2 separate regions of the Mus musculus genome follow, and region 1 is linked to region 2. The links are chromatin contacts, found by Hi-C in ENCODE. All regions are on one chromosome and are shown on one strand. The core of a region is the stretch at or near the end of the contact, and the rest is flanking DNA. Distances in the headings are between cores, read along the strand shown. Region 1 has its middle 24 kb from the start of Gm40639. Region 2 holds the start of Prdm1 (PR domain containing 1, with ZNF domain).

Region 1 (4,514 bases), core at 569-3,068, 540 kb before region 2:
TGAGGACTGTGTGCACCCATATGCCCTCAAGGTATAAGCAGGACACCCACCACACCTTTATTCTAGTGCACAATGCACAGGGAAGCCTGTGACTCTGGAGGTTAGCATCTGCTCTGTGAGATGCCCTAGACATGGCTTGATGACTCTGTGGGGCTTTTCTATGCAGTCTCTGAAGTCAGACCACTCTGAGGCACATCTATGACAATGTGGTTGGTTTTTGTCTATGTGCAGATTCCTGTGTAGTTGGATTTGTTTGTTTGTTTGTTTGTTTTTTATGGGATTCTTTGAGAATTCAGAAACACACACACACACACACACACACACACACACTATAGATCTTTCTTGTTAGGGAGTTCCACAAACACCCTGAAGCCTGCATGACAACCCCTGATGCACATTCTTATACTTTAATTAATGAACTCATCGTGGATTATTTCTTTAATAGCCTTTCCAGGCTGTCTGCATTTTATTGCCACTTTTTGTCAAAGGAAACATTATTTTAAAAACAATTGAGCAGAATGAGAGTTTTTGAAAGGATGGAAGAAGAAACAAAGAAACAAACTTAAAATCCCAGCAGCTCCTGAGATTCAGTCCCCTTAGAAAACAAACACACTCTCTAGCAAGTGAAATGAGTCAGCACACTCTGTCTATGCTAATTTAAGAAAGGAAAATAAATTCTGAGTTCAGAACAGTACACCCCACTTTTCTAGGCGTTTCTGTCTCATTCTTCATTGAAGTTCTGATCTCTCCTGCATGATGGCCTCCGGCCTGCTGGTCTACCTACAGCTAGCTCCTCTTATCACAACACAGCACATTCTTATCTCTTCTCAGTAAAAACTACCAACTGGGTAAAAATATTTCTAACTGAATTCTCATTTAACATGTGAAACCGGCTCTTTTTCCTCCAGCCTGTGCAGTTTTTTCTTTTTTCTTTTCGGTTACAGGATGTTGTCCCCTTTCTTTTAAAAAAGATCTTTGAGGCATATAAGTTCTGAACTCAGAATTTATTTTCCTTTCTCGAATTAGCTGTAGCTAGAGTGCACTGAGTCATTTCACATGCCAGAGAGTGTGTTTGCTTTCCTCGGCGCCAGGTTGCCCTTTAGCATGCAGAAAGTTAAGAAGAAGGCAGTTTCACAACCCTCCCCTCTTAGCACCTGTCTGCAGTCTCACACCTGAAAATCAGCCTTGTCCTAAAGTGCTCATATGCTGGCCGGAAGTCCAATGGTCACCTCCATTTAAATGGCCTCTCTTCAGGTGCAGTTTTCCAATCTCCCACTAGTTGGGGCTCTACACAAAGAAAAGAAAAGAAAAAAGGAAATAAAGGGGCTCCACAGAATTATTTACTAAGCAAACACTACGCAGGAAGACTTTATTTTCCGTGTTCTTGAAAATACGACTGGTCATTTTATTTTGGTTCTAACACATCGACCACAGGTTTGTTTTGGGTTTTGGTTTTTGTCCCCCCCTCTAACTGCCCCCCCCTCCGTGGGTCAGTTTTATTTGCTCTTCATACCTTGATTTGAAAAGTCTGAACCAAGGTTACTACTGCTTTTGACATCGTTTAGAGGCAGTCAGCTCTCTCAGTGCGTAGTTGCTCTAAACTAGGAACGTGGAAAGTGCATAGACTGAACATTTAGCACACAAACTACAGCTCCACCTTCTCAGTAAGATTATTCTCTGCTCTGCTCTTAAACCCGCAGCACCAAATGCAGCTGATATTTTCTCTCTGTCTCTGTCTGTCTCTCTATGTCCCCGTGGGGCCCCCTCCTCTCTCTCTCTCTGTTTAGTCAGGATGAAAGATCCCCGTGGATAGTCACAAATAATCAAGATCCTCCCGTGCGGTCCACTGGCGCTCAGTTTTAGCTTTGTTTGTCCGGTCTTTCTCCACCTCCCCGGAGATCCTTTGGCAAATCAGATAAACAATGCCTTTTTTGCTTAAGGCAGAAAGAACAGTTGAATACAATGGGAGGCCAGACTTGGCTGAAATGCTGGCTGCAGGTGCTCTCAGCATTGTGGTCATTTAAACCAGATGCTGGGGAGTCGAAGCACCTGCTTCCCCTCTCTGTGTACACTTGAGAGACTGTGCTCCTGCGTAGGACAGGTCAGCGCATGGCTAAAACGAGTGGTGCCCCACAGCAGCATCGTTCTGGTTCATAAGACAGTTGGTACTAGGAAGAGCTTCGTACAGAGCCTGTTTAATCCTCAAACATATGTAGTTTAATTCAATATTCTTCTCTCTCCATTTCCAGACATACCATCACTATTCTGTATACACAGACAGACAGACAGACAGACAGACAGACAGACAGACACACACACACACACACACACACACACACACACACACACACACCTCTGCAACAGAGTCTACTTAAAGTAGACACTCAGATACAACGTTATTTTTCTCTGGTTTATATTATCTAGCAGGAAAGACTGACTAGGAACAAGAGGGTGATGATTTTTATGGTTCTGATAAAAATGAGACAGATGCCGAAAGCCTTGCATAGCTCAGATTTTATGAACATCTCTACAGCCATCATAAATCTATGGACAATCCACAATGAACATTAAATTGTGTACCTTGAATGTTGAGCATTAAATAAGAGATCAGGGTGACACTGCTTGTGTGTGTGTGTGTGTGTGTGACTAGACTAGATTCAAAGCTATAAGAGACTAGTTTGGTATTTTTGTACTAAAATTATTCTAAAGCACAATATTGCAAATCTAAATATGAATACATTAACTTCAGGGATATGTGAAAGTATTCAGAGTGTTTGTGGTATAGCTGTATGAGTCAGGCCTTGCCCTGATGTTAATATTTTAATTTCAATTTAAATATTTCTTTTCATCATAAATTCATTTTGGAACAGAGTCAGTTCTTCACAGTGATGCAGAGGGATTTTTTTTTTTCTTTCTTGTATTTATGAACCATGTTCTTCAAAGTTCATCGAGAAAGCTTTTGTCTTGAGAGCTGAGGTCCTTTCTGGAGGTTTCTGTGCAAACACACCAGTACTAGGGCTGAGGTCGGATGCCTGGAGGAGAGTCAAATAGAGGCCTTTTCAAGATCTCTAGTCCACCCTTCCCAAGAGAAACTTGTTTCTCATCTGTAAACCTCTCCTGGTCAGGCTGTGCGAAGAAATACTTTAATTTTTTTCCCCATAGCTCTTAATACACGGATATGGATTCTTTTCTGTGTATATGGTGGTAGAAATGGAATCCAGAGCCTTGTGCATGATTAAGCATATACTATACCACAGACCCACACTGTTAGCTTGTGACTATGTCCTTACTGCTGCCTGCTGAGGTCTTTGAAATGAAAAACCTTAAAAATGTTTCTAGGTTTGCAAGGACAGGAAGGGTGGCAGAATGGCTGAGGGTAACAAATCAAGAGAGCTAGTGGGGTTAGCTTGAGATGAGGGTATATAGTGCTGAGAAAGCATGCTTTGAAAGAAACCAGTCACAATGTGTTTTATTTTGTCTTGTTTTTTAAAGGAGGGGGTATATCTCTTTTTCTCCTCTTGTGTCTACATTCTTCTGGGCTAAAAAGTCCGTAGAGTGATTACCAAGATGTAGGAGAGGGGAGAGGGGAGAGGGGAGAGGGGAGAGGGGAGAGGGGAGAGGGGAGAGGGGAGACAGAGTCAGAGAGACAAAGAGACAGAGAGACAGAGATAGAAACACCACACAGGGAGAGACAGATAAAAAGACACACAGAGAGACAGACAGACTCAAAGGGAGGGACATACGGAAGAAGACATGAGAAAGACACACACACGAGAGAGAGAGAGAGAGAGAGAGAGAGAGAGAGAGAGAGAGAGAGAGAGAGAGAGAGAAACTAGATATTCCAACCTGCAGATGTGTGCTGCAGCAGTCTGTCCTGGGGAAATCGAATGGGGTAGAGAGGATGGCTTAGCAGAGATGACTATGGGAAGAGAGATTACAACCTCAGCTAAACCTCGACTCTTGTATTTAATATCTTTGGAGCTGTTTTCACTTATCTGTGTGACTCTCTTTTGTGCTCTTAATTTCTCCTTGAAGTTCTGTATCTAATCATTAGTTGGGCAACCAATAATTCTCCCTCAGCCCCCACCCCTTTTTACAACCAACTTTAATCTTTCGACTCAGTGAAAAACATGTTTCCCCTATCATAACTGGTTTAACAAAAATTCTCTTTCAAGTTTAGATTACTCAGATACAATGGCTTTCCTGCAGCGAGCTCTGCAGAGAGGAATTTACATCAGAAAGGAGATTTATGATAGCCTGAAATTTCCATTTGAATATGGAGAGTTAATAACACGCATATGGTTTTTTTATTATTATTATTTTAAGGTTTAAGCTATGCCATAGGCTAAAGGAAAGCTGGAAACTGCGGGGCTGGCAGAGCTCAATGAATAATTTTATCTGGATTTCATTCACAAACAGCAGCTTGCTCCTCGGGAAAGGACCCGAGTGAGCGGCTCTCTCCCCAGACCGGAACTAAAGTGAGTGCCAGGATTTCCTGATTTGTTTACATTTCT
Region 2 (4,277 bases), core at 1,068-3,567:
TCGTTTGTCCTGGAGCAAATACTTCAAGGATATTATACTCCAATGATGCTCTATCCCTTTTTTTTTTTTTTTTTGGTTTTTTGGTTTTTTGTTTTTTTGTTTCCTGATGGTTTCACCTATGGCTTTGTCCAGCACAGCTGGAACACCTGGAACTAATTTTAGGGTTGCCTGGATGAGCCTCACACTGATATTTGATGTTTGCGTCCTCCCTAGACTCAAGCCTATTTCGCCACCTCGGAAGGTGAGCCCAGGCTGATATTAATTAACCATGAGTTGATTCACAGGCATCTTCCAGTCATTAAAGCAAACATTTGGCTTAAAATAGCCCTCTTCCCACTCTGACTGCCACCCTTTGCTTCTTTCTTTACACCACAGTGGTGGAATCACTGACACTTACATGGTATCTGTGCCCCAAGAGCAAAGTTTTTCATGAAAGGAAAGCAGGGTAAACCGTGTTAACTGCTGTGCAGTGGAGACAGCTAGCAGCAGGCCAGACCCTGAGATGACTACATTGTTTTTCTGTCCATAGTGGTGCTGACTCAGCATCGGTTAATAAACCCTCTGCAGGAGGCTGGATTTCTTTTGTTTAATTATCACTTGGACCTTTCTGAGAACTCTTAAGAATTGTTCATTCGGGTTTTTTTGTTTTGTTTTGGTTTGGTTTTTTTGGGTTTTTTTTTTTTTTTTTTTTTTGGTTTTTGGAGACAGGGTTTCTCTGTATATAGCCCTGGCACAAGAGCAAGCTAACAGCCTGTTTCTTCTTGGTGCTAGCGCCCCCTCTGGCAGAAAATGAAATAACAGGTGGACCTACAACCCCCCCCCCCCCCCCCAGTGTATTCTACTCTTGTCCCCGGTATAAATTTGATTGTTCCGAACTACATAAATTGTAGAAGGATTTTTTAGATGCACATATCATTTTCTGTGATACCTTCCACACACCCCTCCCCCCCAAAAAAATTTTTCTGGGAAAGTTTCTTGAAAGGAAAACAGAAGAACAAGCCTGTCTTTATGATTGAGTTGGGCTTTTGTTTTGCTGTGTTTCATTTCTTCCTGTAAACAAATACTCAAATGTCCACTTCATTGTATGACTAAGTTGGTATCATTAGGTTGGGTCTGGGTGTGTGAATGTGGGTGTGGATCTGGATGTGGGTGGGTGTGTATGCCCCGTGTGTTTAGAATACTAGAAAAGATACCACATCGTAAACTTTTGGGAGAGATGATTTTTAAAAATGGGGGTGGGGGTGAGGGGAACCTGCGATGAGGCAAGCAAGATAAGGGGAAGACTTGAGTTTCTGTGATCTAAAAAGTCGCTGTGATGGGATGCTGGCTATAAATGGGCCCTTAGCAGCATTGTTTCTGTGAATTGGAGGATCCCTGCTGAAGGCAAAAGACCATTGAAGGAAGTACCGCATCTGGTTTGTTTTGTAATGAGAAGCAGGAATGCAAGGTCCACGCTCTTAATAATAAACAAACAGGACATTGTATGCCATCATCACAGGATGTCCTTCCTTCTCCAGAAGACAGACTGGGGCTGAAGGAAAAGCCGGCCAGGCTCAGAACGAGCCCCACTAATTACTGCCTCCAACAGCTTTCCACTCACTGCCCCCAGCCCAACATCCCCTTTTTAACTGGGAAGCATTCCTACTCTCCATTGTACGCACACGCTCGGAAGCCTGGCTGTGGGTTTGGGCATGAGAGGCAGGGACAACAAAACCAGTATATATGATTATAACTTTTTCCTGTTTCCCTATTTCCAAATGGTCGAAAGGAGGAAGTTAGGTCTACCTAAGCTGAATGTATTCAGTTAGCAGGAGAAATGAAATCCTATACGTTTAATACTAGAGGAGAACCGCCTTAGAATATTTATTTCATTGGCAATGACTCCAGGACTACACAGCGAAATTGTATTGCATGTGCTGCCAAAATACTTTAGCTCTTTCCTTCGAAGTACGTCGGATCCTGTAATTGAGACACCGAGTTTAGGTGACTAGGGTTTTCTTTTGAGGAGGAGTCCCCCACCCCGCCCCGCTCTGCCGCGACAGGAAGCTAGCGATCCGGAGGACTTAGAATACAATCGTAGTGTGGGTAAACATGGAGGGCAAGCGCCTGCAAAGGGAAGTAAGAAGATTCCCAGTCCTTGTTGAAATCCATTTGCAAACAGAGGAAGCTGCCGCGGGTCGCAGTCGGTGGGGGGAAGCCCTGAACCCCACGCTGCACGGCTGGGCTGGCCAGGTGCGGCCACGCCCCCATCGCGGCGGCTGGTAGGAGTGAATCAGACCGTCAGTATTGGTAAAGAAGTCTGCGGCAGGGCAGGGAGGGGGAAGAGTAGTCAGTCGCTCGCTCACTCGCTCGCTCGCACAGACACTGCTGCAGTGACACTCGGCCCTCCAGTGTCGCGGAGACGCAAGAGCAGCGCGCAGCACCTGTCCGCCCGGAGCGAGCCCGGCCCGCGGCCGTAGAAAAGGAGGGACCGCCGAGGTGCGCGTCAGTACTGCTCAGCCCGGCAGGGACGCGGGAGGATGTGGACTGGGTGGACATGAGAGAGGCTTATCTCAGATGTTGGATCTTCTCTTGGAAAAACGTGTGGGTACGACCTTGGTAAGGAACCAGATTCTGTCTTTAATACGATTTGAAACCTTTTATCCCTTTTTCTTTCTTCCTTTTTTTTTTAACTTTTCTTTTCTCCCCCCTCCCCCTTTTAAAAAAAAAAAAAGAATGAAGCCTCAGTAGAAACCAGCGCTTCTGTTTTAGTACGCGGAGCACTGTCAAACATTTAGAAGACTTTTTTCCTCCGTATGAATCATTAACCCTTTCAGTTCTAGACATAATTGTCAATTCACTGAAATTTCAGTAGTGGTTCTTGTCCGCTTCGCCACTCGCTGCCTTTACATTACTGTAACTATCCCGGGTTGACTTAGGTTTTCACTTGTATTTAACATCGTTTGTTCCACATGACCTTACATGTTGGAACTAAATAAGAATGAGATAGTTTAAGTTGTACCCGGGACAAGGACAAGTAAGCATCTTTCCCCTTCTCGGAGCGTCCTATCTAGGGACGAATTGTAAAGACCAGCTCCGGAGAGGGACTCCCGCTGTACTGTGTTTACATTTTCACAAGCGCGCGTTCTAACATGGTTATCCTTATTCCTAATTTTTATCTGCGGCGTCTATGTGGGAATACGTTGCAGAGGCTGTTTTATCTTTCTTGCTTTTCCTCTTTGGAAAGGACTTTTTCCGAGGGCAGATAAGAGGAGGATCCCCAAGTCTTCTGTATAACTTTAGTTACAGTAAACTGTGCCACTTCAGTGACTTCTGGGAATTCATGCACTTTCACATTTAAATAGAAAGTGCTATTTGTGGCTGAGGGCTCCTAAAGGAATTCTCTTCAGGGAATTCTATTGACTTTTTTTTTAATATGTTTTGTTTTTAATTTTTCTATCTGGCTCGAGATGCCCACGGATTAAAAAAACAAACAAAACTGCTGGGTGTTTCCCTCTTCCCCAATTTTTCTTTTCCTGTGGTCCATGGGAGCTCGGGAAGGCTGGTACTCAAGGATGCTGGCAGGATGCAACCCCTCTCAGGCTTGCCTGCTGGAGGATGAAAGAGACTGAACGCGCGCGCGCGCGCGGCAGAGGGAGGGGACCTAGTTGTTTTGAAAGTTGCTTCGCTAGGGAGCTGGTGGGAAAGTTCAGTTTTCCCCATTTGGAAAAGGCAGACTGGGTTCCGCTCCTGCACCACACGTGTTTTCCATTTTTAGCTTCATTCAGACGCAGGCAGCGCCCCTGCCTCTTCCTCCCCTTGTTTGTGACACTTCTCTGAGACAGCTTTTCCACAGCTCTGAGGGTCTGGCGGCCATGACCCCGGGCGTCCCGGGACACAGGACGCAGCAGCGCCCACAACACATTTCTGCCTTGAGTGATAAAGCCAAGGATTGTTCAAAGGTAGCTGTTCTTTCTCTCCCGATGAGGTTAACATATACATATACGCTTTTTTTTTTTTTTTCAGCCAAAGGCTGCATTTTAAAACCGTGCTTCTTCAAGGCAGTCTACTTTACACGGCTTTGGACTCTTACTCAACTGTACAAGTACTCCAAGCTTTTAAAGTCTTCAGAGCACCGTGTTAGTCATAGCCTCTAAGAGGGAGGCACAGGAGCGCCGGACAATGGGGATTAAAAGCCTTTCCCTTCTCTTCCAGGCTGCCCCCAAGTCTAGCTCCGGCTCCGTGAAGTTTCAAGGACTGGCAGAGACTGGGATCATGAAAATGGACATGGAGGACGC

What was found. Hi-C counts contacts between places; a loop is a spot of excess contacts on that map.
Region 1: a loop to region 2 is called in a map of gastrocnemius, with 5 times the contacts of the local background. The contact joins the enhancer-like site here to the promoter of Prdm1 in region 2. A Hi-C loop is called at or near these places in 21 of 37 maps with a recorded cell type or tissue (CH12.LX, CH12F3, Patski and 6 more).

The regions. Positions count from the first base shown.
Region 1 is chr10:44,997,765-45,002,278 of GRCm38, reverse strand. No RefSeq gene overlaps it. Among named protein-coding and RNA genes, the nearest start is that of Gm40639, 24 kb to the left of the region's middle. Within about 2 kb of position 1,818, at least 1 of the 3 ENCODE cell types and tissues checked has a DNase peak (open chromatin) inside an H3K27ac peak, as active enhancers do; it is gastrocnemius, where a contact is called at or near this core.
Region 2 is chr10:44,456,788-44,461,064 of GRCm38, reverse strand. Prdm1 (PR domain containing 1, with ZNF domain) reads left to right here and starts at 2,317. Exons shown (of 7, transcript NM_007548.4): 1 at 2,317-2,598; 2 at 4,195-4,277. The coding sequence starts at 2,557.